Regions from separate parts of the Homo sapiens genome. Here regions 2, 3 and 4 are each linked to region 1. The links are chromatin contacts, found by Hi-C or POLR2A ChIA-PET in ENCODE. All regions are on one chromosome and are shown on one strand. The core of a region is the stretch at or near the end of the contact, and the rest is flanking DNA. Distances in the headings are between cores, read along the strand shown. Region 1 holds the start of TGIF2 (TGFB induced factor homeobox 2). Region 2 holds the start of CPNE1 (copine 1). Region 3 holds the start of RBL1 (RB transcriptional corepressor like 1). Region 4 holds the start of ROMO1 (reactive oxygen species modulator 1).

Region 1 (5,888 bases), core at 942-3,441:
TGGTCATGCCCCTACATTAGCGCGCACCAACTTACCCCATTTTAAGAGCCTGCGGTAGAGAGGTCTCAGAGTTGCTATAATGGGCCAGCTCCTGGTGAGGGGTATTTAGTTGTTTGCAATTTTCCCGAATGAACAGTTCTGCAAAGAACAATCTTCTATAAGCATTTATCTTTGTTGTACAGCTACTTCAAAAGACAGATTCCTAGAAGTGGAATTACTGTCTTAGAGAATCTACACATTTTAAATTCTGATACTTACTAGTTCAGAAACTTGACACGGTAATTCTCAAACTCTAATTGCACTTAGGCTTTATCTGTGAAGCTTGCTTACGTGCAAAATCTGACCGGCTACCAGCCTCCCTCCACCACTACCCCGTCCTCCAGGAGAGAGGAGGGGCTCCAGGTCTTTGTTATGCAGCTCTCAGGTGGAGGAGGAGGCAGCACTCCCCCGCTTCCATTTTCCCAACCACATCTAGCACCAGACTTGGGAAACACTCGTCTAAGGGGCTGCTGCAGGCACAATTTACGGTGCGGTCTCTTCCTCTAGCCCAGGCCCCCAGTGGCTTCCCCAGAAAGGGCAGAATGTGGCTCTTACGCATACAGGAGAAAAACGCCTAGTGCGGAGTTCAAGCTCAGCAGCCACTACCAGAGCCCCCTCTCCAGGCTCACCTGGTCGCACCCATTTCCCCCTGGGGCTCCCCTCTTCTGAAGGTCCCTGTCCCATACATTTCCTAGAGGCCAAGGCCCATTGGTTTTACATTTCTTACCTAAGGCAACCCAGACGTGGCTTTTTCTTTCACAGGGCCGTGGGGGGAGCACCACTTCCCCGGCCAAAAAAATTGTTTCTGACCCACACTCTGGGCCTTATTTTCCCTGTCTGTGAAATGGAGAGCAACAGGCAGTGCCACTGACATTTCACCCGCTGCCGTGAGGAGGTTTTTAACATTTGCAGGAAGTCTGGCTTCTATGGGGTGTCCAGGTGAAACCTTAACAATCTTTAATCAGCATTCTGATTGGCTTAAGGCTTGTTTGGAAAAAATTAAGAGTTTTGTTCCTAGAGTTCTCCATTGCTAAAGGGTAATTAAGTCCAAAAGCTGTTTTCAAAGCGATTTCCAAGCTCAAGGGCCCTAGATATCTGGACCTAGCCGTGTCCGGGTACAGGGCTGGGGGGCGTGGGGGGATGCCCTAAGAGGCTGGTTAACAGAAATATCACAGTATGTGGTACCCACAGCAGAGAGCAGGGAAGAATGTACTGACTGGGGTGGGGGAGGCCAAGGAAAACCTTCTGGAGTAGGGTGTAACTGGCAGAAGAGGAAAAAGAAACCAGACAGGAACTCCGGGAGCTCCTGGACTGATCGTTTAAGGCCGGGCACAAGGGGTAAGGGATCAGGCTTCACTATCGACCGACCTGGGCTGAATGATACCGGTTGACTGTGTGACAAAAGCAAATCAAGAACCTCTCTGCGGCTCATGAGTAAGCCAGAGACTTACATAGGACAACACATACCCTATCACCCGAGGATGAGACGGGATGACACACACGAAGTGCCCCGCACAGCGTCGTTGTAAAGCGTTGGCTGTTTTCACCTCTGGCCGCCCCCTGTGAGCCCGATCATGTGCTTTTTGGGCTTAGGTCGGAGGCGGCCTCCCAGATTCTACAGGCCATTGAGGTCGTAACAAGCGTCTCCATCAGAGCCTAGTCCTTAACTAGCTGCGGGTAAGTGCCCGGACTAAGTGGCCTCAGTTTCCCCTCGAAGCAACGGGACCAATCGCACCGCCGGCAGGACATCTTGTGCGGGGCGCGAAGTGACAAAAGTCAGGATTTGCAGAAGTTCCCACTCGGTAACGACCCCCACCCCGGCAAGGAGCACAGTAGGCGCTCCGGAAACGCCCTCCACGAGGAGGGCCGGGCCACTTCCTGCCCCCGAGCGGGCTCTCCCCGGCGGAGGCTCCCACCGCCGCTATGGGTAGGCCATGCAGCATTCCTGAGGGCGGGGTGGGCGCAGGAAGAAGGTGCCCGCGGCCCCGCCCCCTCCGGGCGCGCTGGGCGGGGCGAAGCCCCTCGGCGCCGACGGCCCGCCCCGCGGGGGGTGGGCGCAGCTCGTCGCGCTCCGCACAAAGTTTGTTTTCTCCCTCCGGGCGGGTGGGGGAGGGCGCAGAGGGCGCGGGGGGAGGAGAGGGGATCTGACGTCAGGCCGCGAGGTGCTTTCCAGCCGCGAGCTGTCAGGCCGAGTGTCAGGCCGGGCAGGTACGCGGCGCGCGCCCCCGGCGCCCCCCGCTCCCCGCCGGGACGCCCCGCGCCGAGCCGGAGGCCGCGTGGACCCGAAAGCCGCTGGGAAAAGTCAGTGCAGGGAGCAGCAGAGGGCCAGATGGGGGTGGGGGCGCGCGGACAACTTGGAAAGTTTCTTTTTCTCGGCCGGACGGGGAGGGGGCGTCGTCCTGGCGCGTGCGGTAGGGGGTGTGTGAGCTCGGGGGTGTTTGTGAGTCCCGACGGCCCCCGGGGGGTGTTTGTGAGTCCCGACGGCGCTGCGCTCCGGGGGCCGGTGGGGGACTGTTCCAGCCCCCGGGAGGAAGCCCGCTTGGGGCCCTGGTGGGGGGCCCAGCTTCATAGGATCCCACCCCAGGAGAGGGCCGATCCTGCACCGGACCTGAGTGAGCGCGCGGGGGGACGGATTTGTTTGGTTTCAAAAGTGCACGTTGCTAACCGCCAGCAGGGCCCCCCCGCCGCCGAGCCGGACAGGGGGCGGCCGAGAGTGACAGCTGGGGGTGGGGGCCGCGGGAAGGGCCCGGAGCGGGGGGGCCCTGGGGAGCCCGCGCGAGTTCCCCTTTCCTTTGGAACAAAGGAAAGTCTGTCTCCGAGGCATCTGTCACTCCCAGGCTGGCCAAGGAAGCGGGGCGCGTGGGGCCGGCGCCCCGGAGAAAGTTTGTTCGCGCCGGGACCCTCGGGCAGGCCGAAGGTGATCCAAGCCTCCCGCGGGAGAAGCGCGTAGTCTCCGGGGCAGGGGGCGGCCAACATGGAGTCTGGGCGCAGGGCTGGGGGGGGGGGGGCGGCGCGGAGGTGGGAGCCCAGCCCCCTCCCCTCCCTTCCCCTCCCCTCCCCCTCCGGGCCCAGTTCGGAGCACAAAGCCGAGCGCGCACGCTCCGCCGTCCCCGCGCCCCGAAGAGTCGGCCAGCCCCGAACTGCCGGAGTAGGGGTGGGAACCAAACTTTTTCCTGCCCCGGGACAGACACGTGAGTTTTCTTTCTTCCAGAGCCCCCGTCCCACCGGGATGGCGGGCCCGCGCGGGAGCTGGTGCGCGGAGTCGGCCCGGGGTGTGGGGACTGTGGGGTGCAAGCGCCCCGAGCGCCGGACGATTCCTCGCCGACCCAGGAGCCATGTGCTCCGACTCGGTCTGGGCCGCGGGGGAGGTTGCGCGCTTTGTCTGAACTGCTGGGAATGCGGGCGTGAGTGCGCGGCCCGGGGGAGTGTCGGGACCAGCTAGGGGAGTTGTCAGAAAGTTCGTGCGGGAGTGGCTGCAGGTGGCGTCGTGGGAGTCTGTAGGAGGGTGTACGGGATGTTGTGTCGAGGGGTTGCTGCCACAGGTCACTGAGGGTAGAACTGATTGTTAGTGTGATGACGCCTGGAGTTTTCCCTGTCGGAGAGATCGGGGGTGGCCGGGTCGGTTGGAGTTCGTGGGTGGGCGGGTACAGAAGTTGGGCTAGTTGTGTGGGTCACAGTTGTTCGTGCTAGGCCTGGGGTCTGTAAGCTGTGCGTGTGCGTGCTGTATGCGTCGGTGAAAACCCTAGGGTTTGTAAGGCTTGAGCGATGGGTCCGGGCCAGTTATCCTAGCGCTGTTGGTTAATTGCCTGGCGTGAGTGTGTCTGGGTGCGGTGTGGGGTGCATATGTGGGAAGCCTCCCAGACTACAGATGGCCCTGTGTGGCGGAACACCGAGGTGGAGAAGTTTGTGTAGACTGAGGGGTCATTCCCCAGGGCCCACCCGGGGAACCCTGCAGACAGACTTGGCTGGCAGCCAGGGTGGAATTTGTACAGATAACCTTGAGTACTTCTCACAGCCGGCCAGGGCTGCATCACTGAGCCCAGATCCCAGCTGCCCTGGCCACCTAGAAATGGCTGTCTGACCTCAGAAAGCAGCCTGCAGTGGTGCTCTCTGAGGAGTGGCACGTCTAACCAGTGCCTGTCTCACCTCCAGGTGGCCTGACTGAAAGGGTAGACCCTTCCCTCGAAAGCCTGGCCTAGCCAGCCCAGAGATCTGGGCTCGGGTCCAAGAAGAGGAAACAAAACCTGGGAGATGCCAGAGTCTGTTGGCCGGCCTGCTGGGGAGCTGTTAAAAGGCTGAGAAGGGAGGAGCCTTGAGATCCTGGCATCAGCCTGGCCTAGAACTTTTGCTTTTAAAATGAAAATCTGGCTGGGCGGGGTGGCTCACACCTGTAATCCCAGATCTTTGGGAGGCCGAGGCGGGCAGATCACCTGAGGTCAGGAGTTCAAGACTAGCCTGGCCAACATGGCAAAACCCTGTCTCTACTAAAAAAAAAAAAATAGCTAGATGTGGTGGCACACACCTGTAATCCCAGCTGTTCGGGAGGCTGAGGCAGGAGAATTGCTTGAACCTGGGAGATGGAGATTGCAGTGAGCCAAGATTGCGCCACTGCACTCCAGCCTAGGCTACAGAGCGAGACTCCATCTCAAAAAAAAAAAAAGAAAGAAAGAAAGAAAGAAAATCTTTGTTGCACGTGTGAAACAGAACTTTGTCCAGGGACTGAGCAGCTGAGTTGGGTTATCTAGGGAAAATCCTTCCTTCATTTGACAGGTGAAGAGGGGACTCAAGCCCAGAAAGGGGAGGATCCTTGTCCAAGTTACAGTGCCAAGTGGAGGGTGGGCCTTGCTCATTCACCTGGATTTTGAGTGGTTGAGTCTAGGACCAGGCTAAAGGGGCCTGACAAAGGAGAATGTCCAAGAAGCAACCAGTAGAGAGATGACTCACCTCTCTCACTGCAAGGTACACAGTAGGTGCTCCTTAAATATTACTTGGACTGCTGCAGGATCATGGTGATCTGTAGTTTCCAGAGTTCTCACTGGCCCTTGGGAGACCTAGGAGGCAAGACAGTATACAGCTCACAAGAGGGGGTGGGGAGAGGCCTGGTCCAAATCCGACTTCACTATCCTAACCTGGGGGTGGGATTTTTTTCCTTTACAGCTTTATTGAGATATAACTCACATACCATGCAATTCACCCATTAAAGTATACTCATCAGCAGGTTTGGTATGTTTGCAACCATCACTATAGTCAATTTTAGGACTTTTTTGCGGGGGGATAGGGGGACAGGGTCTTGCTCTGCCTCTCAGATGGGAGGGCAGTAGTGTGATCTCATCTCATTGCAACCTCTGCCTCCGGGCTCAAGCGATTCTTCCACCTCAGCCCCCAGAGTAGCTGGGACCACAGACATGCATTACCGTGCTCAACTAATTTTTGTATTTTTTGTAGAGATGGGGTTTCACCGTGTTGCCCAGGCTGGTCTTGAACTACTGAGCTCAAGCGATCCACCTGCCTTGGCCTCCCAAAGTGCCAGGAGTATAGGTGTGAGCCACAGCACGTGGCATTTTTTTTTTATTATTTTATTTTTGAAAACAGGTTTTTAATTATGTCGTCCAGGTTGACATGCACTGGTGCGATCATAGCTCACTACAGCCTTGAACTCCTGGGTTCAAGGGATCCTCTCACCTCAGCCTCTCAGAATAGCTGGGACTACTGGCACACCATCACACTGGGCTAATTTTTATTTTATTTTATTTTTTTATTTTTTTCTTTTGTTGAGACAGGGAATCACTCTGTCACCCAGGCTGGAGTGCAATGCCATGATCTCAGCTCACTGCAACCTCTGCCTTCTA
Region 2 (5,455 bases), core at 247-2,746, 910 kb before region 1:
ATTTCAAACCATTCAAGCAAGAAGCTCTAAAATACTGCAGTCACAAGCCTAGCCTCTCCCTTCAACAAACCTTCAGTTGCCATCACACTTTTTTCCAGTGGGTTATACTGACTCTATTATTGAATAATATAAAACGGTCCCTACCAACTTCTTCAATTTATATTAGGTTATCTCTGAGAATCCTGGAGCCAAGGAGGGTTTTAGGGCCCAGAAATCTCTTAAAGTCTGCAATTCTCAGCATGACACCACGCAGATGAGTAAATGTTTAGCACTTAATACTGAGTAACCCTCACAAGAGCCCCTCAGATTTGTCACTATAAAGCACACGTTGGAGGCACACAAAAAGCCCGTACGTTTACAACCTAGCAGCTAAGCCTGCTGCACTGGCGTCCAACCCCGTCACTAACCTGTAGATCCTCAAAGTCCCTCCCACCACCCAATTCACGTGGCTGCAAACTAATGCAGCCAAGCTTCAGAGAAACTCAATTAACTCTCCATCAAAAGCACCCACCCTCCGCAGCCCACTGGATCTCGTCCTCCTGAAATGCCACAGGATCCTCTCCCGAGGGAGCCGTAAATGTGCTGCTCACAGCAGCCCCTTCCCTACTGGGGGACCAAAGGCCTGGCATCTTACTACAATTCTCAGAGCCTCAGGAGGCGTACTCACCCCACCCCCTCACCTCCTAGCTTCAGACGCCGGCTTCTCAAAACTGCTACACCCTCGAGTAAAGCCCCTCCCCAGCAATGGACCTCGGAGGCATTTCACTGCAAACCCCTCCACCTTCAGGCCACGAAGGCGGCCGGTTGTGACACTTCCTTTCTGAACTCACAGGAGTGTACCGACTACAGCTTCCTCCCCACAGGTGTGACCTGGGTCCCCTTTTGCTGGTAGGCCACAAAGGCCTCCTTTCCATTTCGGGTTGAAGGAGTGTCCTCACTACGATTATCTCCCCACCTCCAGGCACAGAGATGTAGTTATAACCTCTGCTTCACTGGGGGAGACAAGAAATCCTCCGTACTCGGGATGTAGGCGTGTTTTTACTGCAGTCCCCGTTAGCTCGCAGGCCGCTGAGCCAGCCAGCTCTGGCCTGCCCCCTCTCAGACCACGGGGGAGTCCTCGCTATGGCCTCGTCCCCACTTCGGTACGCAGGCTCATCCTCTTGCGTCCTCCTTGCATCCTCTCAGATCTCAGAGGCCTAAGTGGCATCCCACTCCCCCTGCAGCCCTGCCTCGACCCTTTGTGTGGGGCGCTAGTTGCCGCGGGCTCGAAGGCCTCCGAAGGCCCCGCCCCGGGCCACCAAGGGGCACCACGAGCCCCGCACAGCCCCACCCGTTCAGGGGCTGCGGGAGTCTTACCGGGGAAAGCTGCGCGGCACCAGAACCCAGACCCCGAATTACCCCCCGCGCGAGTGCCTCCGCCCCGCGGCCGACAGCCCCAGCCCGAACGGCTTCCCGGAGCCCAACGCAGCCACCACCTCCTTCGCCGCTTCACAAAATGGCCGTCGGCCCGCTCAGCGGCTCCGCGTTCCAGAAGGGGGAGGAACGGCGTGGTTGACGTCAAGGGGCCGCGCAAGCGCGCTGACGGTCTCGGGCGATCTCCCGGAAGTTACTGGGTTTTGTGCTAAGAGGGGGATATTCAGTCCCTGCTTGCGACTGTTGGCGCACAGGACCGACCTTGGGCTAGTGGCCCTGGCGGGTGGGCTGGGTATGAGTGTCTAGCTTGGCCCTTCACTGCAAGACTGTGCAAATTGCTTCACGTCTTCCAGTTTCCGCGGAAGGAGCGAATTGTGCTTACCTCTAAGTTTTTTGAGGATTAAATGGACCACAACGTGGTGGCTAGTTATTATATCCTGACAAAACAGCCAAAACCTGATTCTTTTTTCCCATTTAAGAGTTTATACAGGCCGGGGGCCGGGCGCGGTGGCTCACGCCTGTAATCCCAGCACTTTGGGAGGCCGAGGCGGGCGGATCACGAGGTCGGGAGATCGAGACCATCCTGGCTAACACGGTGAAACCCCGTCTCTTCTAAAAAATACAAAAAATTAGCCGGGCGTGGTGGCGGGCACCTGTAGTCCCAGCTACTCGGGAGGCTGAGGCAGGAGAATAGCGTGAACCTGGGAGGCGGAGCTTGCAGTGAGCCGAGATTGCGCCACTGCACTCCGGCCTGGGCGAAAGAGCAAGACTCCATCTCAAAAAAAAAAAAAAAAAAAAAAAAAGTTTATACAGGCCGAGCGCGGTGGCTCACGCCTATAATCCCAGCACTTTGGGAGTCCGAGAAGGGCGGATCATGAGGTCAGGAGTTCGAGACCGGTCTGGCCAACAAGGCAAAACCCAGCCTCTACTAAAAATACAAAAACTAGCTGGGTGTGGTGGCGGTGCTTGTGGTCCCAGCTACTTGGGAGGCTGAGGCAGGAGAATCGCTTGAACCCGGGAGGTGGAGGTTGCAGTGAGCCCAGATGGCGCCATTGCACTCCACCCTGGATGACAAAAGCGAAACTTCGTCTCAGAAAAAAAAACAAAAAAAGAGTTTTAATCTAGGGCAGGGCGCAGTGGCTCACGCCTGTAATCCCAGCATTTTGGGAAGCCGAGGCGGGCGGATTACCTGAGGTCAGGGGTTCAAGACCAGCATGGCCAACATGGCGAAACCTCGTCTCTACTAAAAATACAAACATTAGCTGGGCGTGCTGGCTGGCGCCTGTGGTCCCAGCTACCAGGGTGGCTGAGGCAGGAGAATCGCCTGAATCCGGGAGGTGGCGGTTACAGTGAGCCAAGATAACGCCATAGCACTCCAGCCTAGGCGACAGAGCAAGATTCCGTCTCAAAAAAAAAAAAAAAATTAAATCCATCGTGACCCCTCCACGGCTTCACTATAGTATTATTTTATTATAGAAAAAGCTATTCTCTGGCTGGGCGTGGTGGCTTACGCCTGTAATCCCAGCACTTTGGGAAGCCGAGGTGGGAGGATCACGAGGTCAGGGGATGGAGACCATCAGGAGAGCGAGACTACATCTCAAAAAAAAAAAAAAAGAAAGCTGTTCTCAAGCCGCTTTGGGCCTAGCCCCCCGAACTTCATGCCCCTGCTAATTAAAAGCTGGATGTGGTGGCTTAAGTCTGTAGTCCTAGCTACTCGGGAGTTAGAGGCAGGAGGATCCCTTGAGCCCAGGAGTCCGAGGCTGCAGTGAGCTATGATTGCATCACTGCACTTTAGCTCAGGTAACAAGAGCAAGACCCTATCACTTAAAAAAAAGAAAAAAAAGGTTGAAATTATCACAATTCCAACAACCTTTCGGGATTTCTATGGCAGACTGGACTGGTGCTAGCCCAGTATGCCAAAAACAGCAAGTTGGAAAACCAGGCCACACTGTTAAACTAAACCTATGCTTTATAGGTTTTTATAGGTTTGCTCTGTGTAGGTAAAACATAGTCCATTAAAAACAAAACCTACTAAATGCAATGTAGCATCCAGGGTTGGATCCTGGAACAGAAAAAAGACAGGAAAACTGGTGAAAGCTGAATAAAATCTGAAGTTTAGGCCGGGCATAGTGCCTCACACCTGTAATCCCAGCATTTTGGGAGGCCAAGAGGCAAGAGGATTGCTTCAAGACCAGCCTGAGCAACACAGGCCCAGTCTCTATAAAAAAATCTTTAATAATTTTAGAAAATCACGTTTCATTAATACTAATATACCAATGTTAACCTCTAAGTTTTGACAAATGTACCATAGTTTTCTTTTGTTGTTTTTTTTTTTTTTTTTTGAGACAGAGTCTCACTCTGTCATCTAGGCTGGAGTGCAGTGGCACAATCTCAGCTAACTGCAACCTCCACCTCCAGGTTCAAGCAATTCTCCTGCCTCAGCCTCCCAAGTAGCTGGGACTACAGGTGCGTGACACCACGCCCGGCTAATTTTTTGTATTTTTAGTAGAGACGGGGGTTTCACCGTGTTAGCCAGGATGGTTTCCATCTCCTGACCTCGTGATCCACCTCCCTCCGCCTCCCAAAGTGCTGGGATTACAGGCATGAGCCACCGCGCCTGGCCTTGTTTTTTGAGACGGAGTCTTGCTCTGTTGCTTAGGCTGGAGTGTGGTGGCACCATCCCGGCTCACTGCCACCTCGGCTCACTGCTACTTCTGCCTCCAGGGTTCAAGCTATTCTTGTGCCTCAGCCTCCCAAGTGGCTGGGATTACAGGCACCCACCACCATGCCCAGCTAATTTTTGTATTTTTAGTAGAGACAGGGTTTCGCCATGTTGGCCAGGCTGGTCTCAAACTCCTGACCTCACGTGATCTGCCTACCTCAGCCTCCCAAAGTTCTGGGATTACAGGCATGAGCCACAGCACCCAGCCTATTGTTGTTTTTGAGACAGGGTCTCACTCTGTCGCTCAGGCTTGAATACAGTGGTGCGATCAAGGCTCACTGCAACCTTGATCTCACGGGCTGAAGCGATCCTCCCACCTCAGCCTCCCAAATAGCTTGGACTACAGGTGGGCACCACCACGCCTAGATAATTTTTGTATTTTTTTGTAGAGTAAAGGTTTTGCCATGTTGCCCAGGCTAGTCTTGAATTCCTGAGCTCAAGCAATCCATCCACCTTCGCCTCCCAAAGTACTGGGATTACAGGTGTGACCCACCACACCCAGCCAAATTAGCATAGTTTTATGTAAGACTTTTTAATTAGAGGAAAACTGGTAATAGATCTACAACTCTACTATCTTTGCAACTTTTCAGTAAATCTAAAATTATTCTAAGTAAAAAAGATATTTTTCAACAAGAAAAATTCTATAATTTCATCTCCTCCTTCCACTGTCCATCTACATTTACCAAACTTTAGCCCAGTGGCTTTCAAACTTTCCTGTCCCCCTGCTACTGGCAAGTATGAAAAGCAATTAAACTTTTTTGACCATTATCCACAATAAGAAATACATTTATAACCTGGTATACAAATTCAAATATATCATCAAAATATATTCTTAAAATATGCATAAATGTACTCTAACATACTATCTCCTTTTTTAAGTACTGGTAACTACCCACCTATGGGTTCAGACCCACAAATGAAAAGCTCTAGTTACAATGGCCTTCTCTTGGTTTCTAAAGTATAATACTTTGTGCTTTATCACACTTCAGGCCCTTAGCTCTTGCCATTCCTTCTCACCTCTCATTTCTAGATTAGCGAGCTCTTCATATTTATAAGCACTACCTCCTCAGAAAAACTTTCCTCAAACACCCAGCATGGTAGGTTTTCCCTGCTATGTCCTCTTACCACTTAATTCTTTCATAGCACTTATCACAATCTATAACATTGTTTATTTGTTTAATTATTTTCCATCTCTCCACTAAAATTTAAAACTCAGTGAGGGCAGGGTCTTTTTTGGTCCTGTTAACCAGTGTATTCCTAATACCCAGAACAAATCTGGCTCCTGGCAGGCATTCAAATAATTCTTAAATGAAGAGATAC
Region 3 (5,885 bases), core at 961-3,460, 520 kb after region 1:
GCACGTCACCATGCTCAGCTAATTTTATATTTTTAGTAGAGACGGGGTTTCACCATGCTGGCCAGGCTGGTCTTGGACCCCTGACCTAAGGTGATCTGCCCACCTCAGCCTCCCAAAGTGGTGGGATTACAGGTGTGAGCCACCGTGCGCCCGGCCAAGACCCTGTTTCTAAGGAAGAAAAAAAGAAAGAAAAAATAAATAAGTAGAGCAAACATTGAAGATGTCCTATTCAACTCTGCCTAACTAGAGATTTAGCTCTCAACTTTTCCTGGTGTTGGGGGTGAGGGGAAATATTCCAGGCAGAGGGAATGGCATGGATATACCACAAAACTGGGAACAAACTTGTCATATTCAAGAATCTGAAACAGGTGCATGCCTTGACCATAGTTTGACACAGTAAATGCTTATTCAATGACAGATGGTGTGACCTTGGGCAAGAGAGACCAAATCAGACCTAGGATGTCAGAAATGCTTTCTCAGGCTTTCAAAAATCAATCTGTTTTCAATTGAGACGCCATTCATTCTAATCTCCCTTACTTTCTTATTCTTCCCACAGCTCTCCAGTCATGCCACCCACGGATGTGGACCATTGTCCTTTACCCAGTCTATCCAGTTCTGAAGACACTTTTTTCAGGTACTACTCCTTCATATATAGGCACACATACAATCGACACTTTTCCAACTCTATGCCTTTGAACCCAGCAATTATTTCACTGGGTGGTGAGTCAGTGGTGCACCCTGGGAGTGGGTCCAGCGCCCTTGGCACATGAAAGCCTTTGAACATGAGGCCAGTGGTGCTACATGAAATACACTCCATCACAATTCTGTCTACACTGGGCTTATGCTCGTCTGGGTTTCTTTCTCTGTTTTTAGATAGAGTCTTGCTGTCACCCAGGCTGGAGTGCAGTGGTGTGATCTCCACTCACTGCGGCCTATGCCTCCTGGGTTTAAGCAATTCTCCTGCCTCAGCCTCCCGAGTAGCTAGATTACAGGCAGGCGCCACCACACCCAGCTAGTTTTTGTATTTTTTTAGTAGAGATGGGGTTTCGCCGTGTTGCCCAGGTTAGTCTCGAACTCCTGGCCTCAAGTGATCCGCCCGCCTTGGCCTCCCAAAGTGCTGGGATTATAGGCGTGAGCCGCCACGCCCAGCCTGGGTTTCTATATTAGAATAATCCTAGGCAAGACAACCTTCTGAGCCTTGCCATTATCACCTGGAAAGCAGTCTAATACTCATTGCCATGCCATGTTCACAGGGCTGTTGCGAGGATAAAATGCAAGAATGATGGGGAAAAAAATCAAGTAATTATAACTGACATTTGTTTTATTCAGAGCCAGACACTGATGCAAAGCATCAGGACGATGCTCTGACGGAGGAGGAAACGTAGGGCTGAGATCAGCTTCGTGTGCACATTGGCTTTGATCAAACTGCTGCACAGCGACCGGCAGCTCCACCCTGGTGAAGCAGAGGGTGGAGGTTAAACGGCTCAGACCCTGGGTCTGGCTCCATCTCTAACCGTGTGACCTTGGGCCTGTAGCTTAACCCGTCTAGGGCTCCGCTTCCTCTTGCGTGAAATGGGGATCACAGAAGGGGTTCAGACGGAACTGAGGGTCCATTTAAAGCTCTGGGCAGTGATGTCTTGGCATGCAGTTCATTTTCACTTTACCATTATATTTGTTCTTACTGATTTAAGGGCAGCACCATGACTTTTGTGGCGCTTGGCGGGGTAGAGGGAAGTGTGGTCAGGAAGCCTGGGGTCTGAGCGGCGCGGGACCTAGGCCGCTCCTTTCCTGAGCTTCAGTTTCCCGCCTCAAAATGATGGGTGGATTGGCTGAGCTACACCCACCTTTCCCGCCCCTCGGCGCTTGGCTGCGCAGCGACCCTCCTAGGTGGGGAAACTCCCACCACCCCATAGGCCGAGGAAGGGGCGGGGCAGGGGTGGGGCCTGGCGAGGGTAGGGTCCGGCCGCCCCACCTGCTGCCGCTCACCTCTAGGCTGTAGTTGCCTCGGATGGCAGTAAAGTCGTCCAGGGCTTCGGCCGCGCTCCCCTCGTCCAGGTTCAGCTCCTGGCACAGGGCCTGTAGCGCCTCCCCGGCTGCGGCGACCACCGCCGCCCCCTCAGCGTGGGGCTTGTCCTCGAACATCCCTTCAGGCCCCGCGGGCTGCGCGCCACGGCCCCCGACTTCTTTCTCCCTCCCAGGCGCGCTACCCACAACCACCTGCGCCAAAGCGCGCGAAAATCTGCAGCTGCGGGACGTGTTGTCATCCACCGTCTGCCTCCGCTTTTCTCCTCAAAAAAAGTCCGTTTTTCCTCCGGAGCTCCTAGCAGTCCCTCCCCGGAAATGTGATAAGAAGATGTACCTCAGATTCTGAAAGACCTGTCCTTGGCCCTTGGCTGGTCGCGGGGGGCCCAGCCGGCGGGACAGAAAAAGAGCGGAGGGATCCTCAGCCCGCGCGCAGAGCCTGCTGGGAGGTGTAGTCCATCTCTTGGGAGATGAAGCCCGCGGCCTCCCCCTGTCTTCCTGGTTAGGCTCTTGGGTTTTGGGGCAGGGCTGGGCTGCCTACTGCGAGGTGGCCTCGTGCAGCGTAGTGAGATGCCTCCTCTATCCACGGGCCCTGGGTTTGTCACTGTCCCTGGGCGCCAAACATAATCTGAGCTGTACCCCTTGAGTTAGGAGATGGAGGCTGGAAGAGAAAAAAGTAGCCCCTGGACGAAGAGGGGCCTCTTGGGACTCTCCCCAAAGTCCTAGTGCCCAGTGAGTGGTTCGCTAAATGACAGAGGGGAAGGATTGGTGACGGATATTAGAAGACGAATCCTCATCTCATGCTAGTCGCTAAAAGAGGCAGGCAGAGAAGACTGCAGTAAATGAGGCAGGAGAATAGGGTCTGGAGGCAGGGAACCTATGGCTGTTTCACGTGACTTCTTAGAACTAAATTGAAAGGAAAACCCCAACTTTCCACGCCTAAGTAACAAAAGAACCAGAGGCTGTTCCCTTGGACCTTTTCTGCATGGCAGATGGGAAATTGGCTGTCTGCAACAAATCACACTGAGCGCCTTCCAGTCTTTGTTTGCAACTTTGTAACTTCACTCCAGCCTCTGAACGGTTGCTGTCCACAACCAATCAGACTGATGGCGGGAGAGTCTTCCTTTGCATAGAAGTATAATTTTGTTAACTTCACCCTGGCCTCTGATTGGTTGCTTTCTGCAACCACTCAGACTGATTGTGGGCTACCACTTCAGTTACATCAAGAGAGCATAAAGTGGCCAATGGGAAACTTCTAGAGGGTATTTGGACCCCAGAAGATTCTGTGTCTGGGCCCTTGAGCTGCTGCGTGGGTTCGCTTCCCCACTATGGAGTGTACTTTTGTTTTCAATAAATCCCTGTCTTCGTTCTTTTGTTGTTCCATTATTTGCTTTGCCTGTAATCCCAGTACTTTGGGAGGCCGAGGCAGGTGGATCACTTGAGTCCAGGAGTTTGAGACCAGTCAGGCCAACAAGGCAAAACCCCGTCACTACTAAAAATATAAAAATTAGCTGGGCGTGTGGGTGCACTTGTGTAATCCTAACAACCTGGGCAACTGAGACATGAGAATAAAGAATCGCTTGAACCGAGGAGGCAGAGGCTGTAGTAAGCCAAGATTGCACCACTGCACTCCAGTCTGGGTAACAGAGTGAGACTCTGTCTCAAAAACAAACAACTGAGGACACATCTGTCAAACCCAGCCTCACCTGCATGCATTTAAAAAAACCAAAAATCAATATGCCCTTCCTTATATTGGTTTTATTTTTTCTTATTATCCCAGGACATGCCCATTTAACCCAAAATTGAGCTTTTCTGAATAGAAAATGAAGTATGGAAGGCCGGTTGCAGTGGCTCACACCTGTAATCCCAGCACTTTGGGAGGCTGAGGCAGGCGGGTCACCAGATCAGGAGATCGAGATCATCCTGGCCAACATGGTGAAACCCCGTCTCTACTAAAAATACAAAAATTAGCTGGGCATGGTGGCGGGCGCTTGTAATCCCAGCTACTTGGCAGGCTGAGGTAGAAGAATCGCTGGAACCTGGGAGGCGGAGGTTGCAGTAAGCCAAGATCGTGCCACTGCACTCCAGCCTGGTGACAGAGCGAGACTCCGTCTCAAAAAAAAAAAAAAAAAAAAGAAAAAAGAAAATGAAGTATGGGTAGTGAAATAGATTTACTCTGCCCTTCAGTTTTGAGCCAGATACACATGAAGGTTGTTTCTATTTTGATCCCATTGTGTGATAGCCTCTATGATTAGCCTCCCTGTTGTGGTTTAATATTTCAGAGTTCTCCCAAAGCATGTGGTTGGAACCTGATTATGACCTTTAGGGATTCCAAGACTAAAAAGATTATAGTGTGTACCCTTCCAAATGTAATTCAAAATATATGCAATTCTAAATCACAAAATAAGTGTAAGAAAGTACAAGAAAGTTCTAACTAATTTTCCCAAGATGTCTCATTTTGAAATTCTTAAATTTTTTTTTCTTTTTTTGTCCTCCAGCTTTGCTATGCCCTAAGCAGAAAATCAGTCTGCACTTGCCCCTCTCAGGACAAACTGCTTGTCTAACCTTCTATTAAAAAAAAAAAAAAAAAAAAAAAAAGCAGTTGATATTTGTGGGGGAGGGGCAAGACCTGACCTCACCATTCTTTTTTTTTTTTTTTGAGACAGAGTCTCACTCTGTCACCCAGGCTGGAGTGCAGTGGCAAGATCTCAGCTCACTGCAACCTCTCCCTCCTAGGTTCAAGCAATTCTCCTTCCTCAGCCCCCCAAGTACCTGGGACTACAGGCACACGCCACCATGCCCGGCTAACTTTTTTTTTTGCATTTTTAGTAGAGACGGGGTTTCGCCATGATGGCCAGGCTGGTCTTGAACTCCTGACCTCAGGTGATGCACCCGCCTCAGCCTCCCAAAATGCTGGGATTATAGGCGTGAGCCACCATGCCCAGCTGGACCTCACCATTCTTAATGTTCTTTTTCCTTGGAGGAAAAACTAAAGTGGTGATCTTTAAGCTGGTTCTGCACTGTGGAAGTAGTGCATTACAAAGATTAATAAAGCCTCTCTACCCACAGAAGGGGGAAAGGATTTGCATACAATCTTAGAAAAGCAAATGTAAATGGCTTTTAGATGTGAAAAGATGCCCAACTTTCTTTCTTTCTATTTATTTATTTATTTATTTATTGAGACGGAGTCTCACTCTTGTTGCCCAGGCTAGAGTGCAATGGAGAGATCTCGGCTCACTGCAACCTCTGCCTCCTGGGATCAAGCAATTCTCCTGCCTCAGCCTCCCGAGTAGCTGGGACTATAGGCGTGTGCCACAACGCCAGGGTAATTTTTGTACTTTTTAGTAGAGACGGGGTTTCACCATGTTGGCACAATGGTCTCAATCTCTTGACCTCGTGATCCCACCCGCCTCGGCCTCCCAAAGTGCTGGGATTACAGGCGTGAACCACTGTGCCCGGCCCCAACCTTTCTAATAGGAAAAATATATATACAAGTTTAAACCGGTATAAAACCATATTTTAATCTATTCAATTGTCAAAAATCCAAAAGTTTGAAAATGTTCTAGTGACTCCCCATTTCTTTCAGGGTTAAGCCAAGCTCCTTGTCCTGGCCTACAAGGCACTAAGGGTCTGGTGGTCCCCTGTCTAACTCTGCCTTCATTTGCTACTCTCTCCTTTCTCACCCTACCGTAGTCATACTTGTGATTCCTTTTGGCTACCTTTTTTTCCTTTAATTTTGAAAAATGCAAACTCAATTTTTTATGTAGTTGTTAACCCCAATGTTTAAAAAAAGTAAAGCATTTCATCCAAATTACTAACTAAAAGATAATAGCTAAGAATACCTGAACCAGATATCAAAGAAT
Region 4 (5,584 bases), core at 1,726-4,225, 870 kb before region 1:
GAGGATCAGCTCCAATCAGAGATGCTACTTGCTGCAAGCCAAGAAACAGAGATATATAACATCAGTTCCCCAGGCAGAAATAGAGCTGCAGACACAGGTGGGACAGCCCTGGAGCAAGAAGAGCTCCACTGCATTCCACCAAATTGCCCTGGATGAAGGTCTGCACCTACAAGAATCAGATTCTAGTTATATCCCAGATCCCAGGCTCTTTTCCAGCCCAATGCAAAATAATAACTTTTTTTTTTTAATGAACTATTGGCCAGGTGTGGTGGGTCACTCCTGTAACCCCAGCACTTTGGGAGGCCGAGGTGGAAAGATCACCTGAGGTCAGGAGTTCGAGACCAACCTGGCCAACATGGTGAAACTCCATTTCTACTAAGAATACAAAAATATTAGGCCGGGCATGGTGGCTCAAGCCTGTAATCCCAGCACTTTGGGAGGCTGAGGCAGGTGGATCACCTGAGGTCGGGAATTCAAGACCAGCCTGACCAACATGGAGAAACCCCGTCTCTACTAAAAATACAAATTTACCCGGGTGTGGTGGCGCATGCCTGTAATCCCAGCTACTTGGGAGGCTGAGGTAGGAGAACTGCTTGAACCCGGGAGGCAGAGGTTGCAGTGAGCCGAGATCGTGCCACTGCACTGCAGCCTGGGTAACAAGAGCAAAACTCTGTCTCAAATAATAGTAAATAAATAAATAAATAAAAATACAAAAATATTAGCTAGGCATGGTGGCGTGTGCCTGTAATCCCAATTACTTGGGAGGCTGAGGCAGCAGAATCACTTGAACCCGGGAGGCAGAGGTTGCAGTGAGCCAAGATCGTGCGCCACTGCACTCCAGTCTGGGCAACAAATGTGAAAACTCCATCTCATAAAAAAAAAAAAAAAGAACTATTGAGCTCTTACTATTTATAGTACTTCTTACTTACAGATGTTGTGGTAATAAACACTTTATCAGCATTGTCTTATTTAATCCACCCAGTAACCCTACAGAGTAGAAACTACCACAATCTCTGTTTTAAATGAGGAAAATAAGGCTCAAAGAAATTAGATAACTTGCCCAAGTCATTTAGCCAGGAAATATGGGAACCAATCAAATGCCTGCAGTCAAACTCCAAGGCTGCTCTTTGAATCTCTTCCAGAAAGAATCCAAAACCATTTCTACCTCCATGCACACCTACCAAGAAAGAAATGCCTCCCACAGGCCACTGCCCCTCTTTGACCTTAGAACCTCCTAGACTCCTGTGTACTAACCTGACGAGCACGTTCCATGGCTGCCTCACTCTCCCAGCCATAAGCATGTGTCCGGGAGTGTGGGTTCCCATAGTAGTTGATTAGGTAAGGGAGCATGGCATCAAGCACCCGGGGGTCCTGAACACAACAGAACAGATCATTTTCCTTGAGCGCATCGTCAATTCAGGTCCCACTCCACCCCTCAGACCTGGCCACCCTGCCTTAAGACACTCTCAACCCCTCAGGCACTGCCTAGAGGAGGCCTCAAACATTCTTTTGTTCCCACAAAACTACCCACCAAATATCAACCTAATACACTCCCACTCACAACCCATCCCAACTCGGATTGTTCTGCCTCCCCTCAGGTAGTCTACAAACACTGCCTTGTTCCGACATCTGTTTCTGCTGGTGTTTCCATTCCTGCCAGGTAATGTGATCTATAAGGGGCTGGGACAGGACAGGGCCTAGGCAAACACCCCTGGTCACACATTGGTGAAAACTTGCATTAGTCTTTTAACCCGTTTAATACTTGTCCAAGTTCACACAGTTACTAAGTGGCCGTTCTGCTCATTCCAGAGCCCATGCTTTTAACTAATACTATAGAGCCTGCGCTGAAGTGATCTGACCAAGGTCAATTGCTAGTGAGTAGTAAAGCCAATGCCAGTGGCCTCGAATTTAAGCCTCCCGACTCCTCGCTCAGTGCTTTTTCCAGCACACCTTCACGGCTCTCACTTCTCCAGGGATTCAGCCATTTCTTTGCGTGATCACGCCCATCATTTACTTCCTATAAGCAGCCTTGGGAAAAGCTTCATCCTTACCAGAGGAGTTGTAGCTTGCACATCCATATAGAGAGGTCGCAGCACTGGCCCCACCTCCGGGGCAGCGGCTGTATCTGCGGGAACCGCAGACTGAGGAGCACGGTCTCCAACTGATAAAAAATGGAACGGAGTAGCCAAGTAAGACCGAAGGCAACTATGAACGCATGGCATCCAAAGGGCAGAAGGAAAAATCTGGCTGGAGGTGAGATAAGTGTAAGGGATGCTAGGGTCGAATCTCAATGGAAAGAAAACAACACCAGATACCTGACACGCTGTAAAAGGAGGTAAGGGAGAGGGAGAGAGGGTTCCTGGAGGGGGTGTTGAGTTGATATTCAAATGGTATCGTAGGAAGGAAGGCTCTAAAGGGCAAAGACGTTTAGAAGGAACGTGGAGCCAGAGTAGGTGCAGTCCCTTCTGACCGAAGGTAACGGTCTGCACGGGAGCCCGGAGCAGCATCTGTAACTTGGCCAGGAGCGGTCTGAAGGACGCGCCTCCACGGCTCTGGGGGCCTGTCGCGCAGGGTGCGAGGGGTGGTGCGCCGGGGTCAACCGTTCGGGGACCCGCCTAAGAAAGTTTGAGGGATGTGTCATTTGAGAGAAGGGTCAGAGGGTCTGGGCAGCAGGGTGGACAGGAAGGCTCCGGAATATTCAGTTGCGTCGCCGCGCGGAGGGGACAGGTCCGCGCCTCCCGGAGAGCGGGACCCGAGCGTACCGCGCAGGCGCAGCCCCCGAGTGGGCGCCGCGGGCTTCGGCCCTGGAGCCGCTGTCACCGCCACTGCCGCCCGCCTCCAAGCGGCTCGGAGCAGCATGGTCCCGCTGGCAGAGCCCACCTTCCGAAGCCGCTGCAGTCCTGGGCCCCAGGCTCCCGGAAGTGCTGCCCGGCGCTCCGGAAGCGATTCATCGGGCCGCGAGCGCCCTCCCCGTCGTTTTCCGTGAGAGACGTAGAGCTGAGCGACCCAGCCCGCGAGCGAGGTGAGGTAGGCGCCGGGCGACGCGGGGCCGGAACGCGAAGAGGGTGGTGGAGTCGGGCTACCCACTGATTTTCCTTCCCTTACTTCCCCTGAGCCCTTGGGCCCACTTCCCAGCCTACCGCTTCCGTCCCCGCCCGACTCTTGGGCCAGCGCCTGGGCCCACACTTTCCTATCCCCCGCAGATGCCGGTGGCCGTGGGTCCCTACGGACAGTCCCAGCCAAGCTGCTTCGACCGTGTCAAAATGGGCTTCGTGATGGGTTGCGCCGTGGGCATGGCGGCCGGGGCGCTCTTCGGCACCTTTTCCTGTCTCAGGTGAGGGGCGCGGGCGGTGATCTCTGGGCAGGACAACCAGACCTTCCGGCCCTGCCCCATTCGGCCTGGAGCCTGAACACAGCCTCCTTCTTTCGACTTCCCTCTCTGTCCCCTCGCGAGCCAGACTCATTCCAAACCACCTTCAATCTGTAAAGTCAGGTTGGAAGCGTCAGTGCTTAAGAATTTGAGCTTTAGAGTCAAAATGCTTTCTGGCCCTTTTCTTACTGGTTCGGTGACTTTAGGCAAGTTGGAGACTGGGTTTCCTTAAGTGTAGAATGAAGACAGTAGCATCTAACTTATAGAGTTGTAAAAATTCGATCAGCACACTTTGCACAGCATCTGGCACATATTAAGTGCTCAGTAACTAGTTACTACTGTTGCTTTTATTTTTTTTTCCAATTGCGCATAAGGAAAGAAACTCGTTCAGCGGTTTTACTATTCTGGATACAGGATACAGAGATAAAGCAGTTAAACTTTACACTCTAAAGGTCATTTTCACATTTAGAGGCTGTTATTGCCATATCCCTAGATTGTAAATTATCATTTACAGAGCACTTACTCTATGTTAAGCACTGTGCTAAATACTGTAGTTTTCAAAATCCTGTAAATAATGTTGAGATGCCCATTTTACACTTGACACTATGTGTAAATTGTAGAGCTGACTCTTGAACCCCCACCTTACTCCAAAATCATTAACACCAAGAAACTAAAAGACAGATGTCTTTATTGGGTCTTAAACTGCAGGCAACACCAGTCAAAAAAGCTGGTTTCTCTATGTATTTTACACTGCATCTGCTGCCTCCCACAAACTGAAGGCAGTTAATACGACATCCACCAGAAAAATACCCTGGAGACCCAGATGGATCTTTTTCCTTCTCATTACCCACCCCAGGTAGTAAGATATAATATCCAGTAAGTGGAAAATCAGATGTAGGGGTTGCTAGACTAGTGTTAGCAAAAAATTGGAAAGGAGCAGTTAATACTCTTTCTGATATTTTTGTTACCAAATAGCTCCATCTTGGTTTCCTCCTCAGGATCGGAATGCGGGGTCGAGAGCTGATGGGCGGCATTGGGAAAACCATGATGCAGAGTGGCGGCACCTTTGGCACATTCATGGCCATTGGGATGGGCATCCGATGCTAACCATGGTTGCCAACTACATCTGTCCCTTCCCATCAATCCCAGCCCATGTACTAATAAAAGAAAGTCTTTGAGTAGTCAGTGTCCCTCTCTTAAAGGAATATTCTTCTCTCAGCCTATTATCCAGCTTTGCCAAGGATCTTCTGCACTAAAGAGATGGACTAACGTAATGACTAGGGTTAGTATCTCTTTCACAAGGCCTGCCTCTCTTAATCCAAAATTGGAAAACTTGGGAGTGTCTAGTATTTTCCATAGATACTATTCAACTAATTACTCAGTACAACTCTGTGCTTGTTACTACGGTCACCATTTTAAAGGAGAAAAACTACTTCAAAAAATGGATTTATAAGCCGAAATTTCCTCAAGGTCACACATTGCATTATTTCCAAAGCAATGTTCATCCTGAGGTTGGTTGTTTCCTTGGTCGCCCAGGTTGGAGTGCAGTGGCACGATCTCGGCTTACCGCAACTTCTGCCTCCTGTGTTCAAGCGTTTCTCCTGCCTCAGCCTCCCGAGTAGCTGTGATAACAGGCACGTGCCACCATGCCTAGCTAAATTTTGTATTGTTAGGCTGGGCGCGGTGGCTTATGCCTGTAATCCCAGCACTTTGGGAGGCAAAGGCTGGTGGATCACAAGGTCAGGAGATGGAGACCATCTTGGGTAACACGGTGACACCCCGTCTCTACTAAAAATACAAAAACTTAAGCCGGGTGTGTTGACACGCGCCTGTATTCCCAGCTACTCGGGAGGCTGAGGCAGGAGAATCGCTTGAACCCAGAAGGTGGAGGTTGCAGTGAGCTGAGATCGAGCCATTGCACTCCAGCCTGGGCGACAGAGCGAGACTCTGTCTCAAAACAAAAAAAATTTGTATTCTTAGTAGAGACGGGGTTTCACTGTGTTGGCCAGGCTGGTCTCAAACTCTTGACCTCATGATCCACCCGCCTCCGCCTCCCAGTGTTCACATATACAGGCATAAGGCACCACGTCCAGCCCGAGGTTGTTATTTAGATATACCTAGTGGCTTTATCAGAAAAAGCAAAACAGTTCATCCACTGTAAAAAAAAATAGAAACTTCTGTAGCTTCTCAACTGGCTAAATTCCAGATGATTTT

The links. A loop is a pair of places that touch in the nucleus more often than their neighbours do. ChIA-PET counts read pairs that join two places held with the same protein, here RNA polymerase II (POLR2A). Pooled maps may share reads with other maps.
Region 2: a pooled map shows a loop between it and region 1 (11-fold over the local background). The contact joins the promoter of CPNE1 here to the promoter of TGIF2 in region 1. A Hi-C loop is called at or near these places in 1 of 37 single-sample maps with no recorded cell type and 5 of 50 pooled maps. POLR2A ChIA-PET finds 5 or more read pairs at or near these places in 1 of 52 experiments (GM12878).
Region 3: a loop to region 1 is called in a pooled map, with 21 times the contacts of the local background. The contact joins the promoter of RBL1 here to the promoter of TGIF2 in region 1. A Hi-C loop is called at or near these places in 8 of 50 pooled maps. POLR2A ChIA-PET finds 5 or more read pairs at or near these places in 4 of 52 experiments (GM10248, GM12878, HEK293T and 1 more).
Region 4: a loop to region 1 is called in a pooled map, with 6 times the contacts of the local background. The contact joins the promoter of ROMO1 here to the promoter of TGIF2 in region 1. A Hi-C loop is called at or near these places in 1 of 50 pooled maps. POLR2A ChIA-PET finds 5 or more read pairs at or near these places in 2 of 52 experiments (RWPE1 and activated CD8-positive, alpha-beta memory T cell).

The regions. Positions count from the first base shown.
Region 1 is chr20:36,571,406-36,577,293 of GRCh38, forward strand. It overlaps TGIF2 (TGFB induced factor homeobox 2), which reads left to right and starts at 2,192. Exons shown (of 3, transcript NM_021809.7): 1 at 2,192-2,340. It overlaps TGIF2-RAB5IF (TGIF2-RAB5IF readthrough), which reads left to right and starts at 3,110. Exons shown (of 5, transcript NM_001199535.2): 1 at 3,110-3,230. DLGAP4-AS1 (DLGAP4 antisense RNA 1) reads right to left here and starts at 1,870. Exons shown (of 5, transcript NR_109939.1): 1 at 1,507-1,870; 2 at 36-138. RefSeq lists enhancers at 138-690, 1,309-1,368 and silencers at 1,869-2,188, 2,219-2,308, 2,379-2,548.
Region 2 is chr20:35,663,404-35,668,858 of GRCh38, forward strand. CPNE1 (copine 1) reads right to left here and starts at 1,497. Exons shown (of 16, transcript NM_152925.3): 1 at 1,357-1,497. RBM12 (RNA binding motif protein 12) reads right to left here and starts at 1,497. Exons shown (of 3, transcript NM_006047.6): 1 at 1,357-1,497. It overlaps NFS1 (NFS1 cysteine desulfurase), which reads right to left. Exons shown (of 13, transcript NM_021100.5): 13 at 4,649-5,455. RefSeq lists enhancers at 206-325, 320-825, 666-715, 1,036-1,145, 1,330-1,834 and 1 more and a silencer at 1,064-1,358.
Region 3 is chr20:37,093,787-37,099,671 of GRCh38, forward strand. It overlaps RBL1 (RB transcriptional corepressor like 1), which reads right to left and starts at 2,211. Exons shown (of 22, transcript NM_002895.5): 1 at 1,987-2,211. The coding sequence starts at 2,142. RefSeq lists enhancers at 1,570-1,669, 1,903-2,579, 2,230-2,499, 2,620-2,669 and a silencer at 1,940-1,999.
Region 4 is chr20:35,696,430-35,702,013 of GRCh38, forward strand. ROMO1 (reactive oxygen species modulator 1) reads left to right here and starts at 2,976. Exons shown (of 3, transcript NM_080748.3): 1 at 2,976-3,027; 2 at 3,204-3,334; 3 at 4,369-4,551. The coding sequence starts at 3,204. The coding sequence ends at 4,477. NFS1 (NFS1 cysteine desulfurase) reads right to left here and starts at 2,923. Exons shown (of 13, transcript NM_021100.5): 1 at 2,763-2,923; 2 at 2,052-2,161; 3 at 1,255-1,371; 4 at 1-31. The coding sequence starts at 2,859. It overlaps RBM39 (RNA binding motif protein 39), which reads right to left. Exons shown (of 17, transcript NM_184234.3): 17 at 4,918-5,584. RefSeq lists enhancers at 2,490-3,149, 3,150-3,809, 3,381-3,600 and a silencer at 2,701-2,890.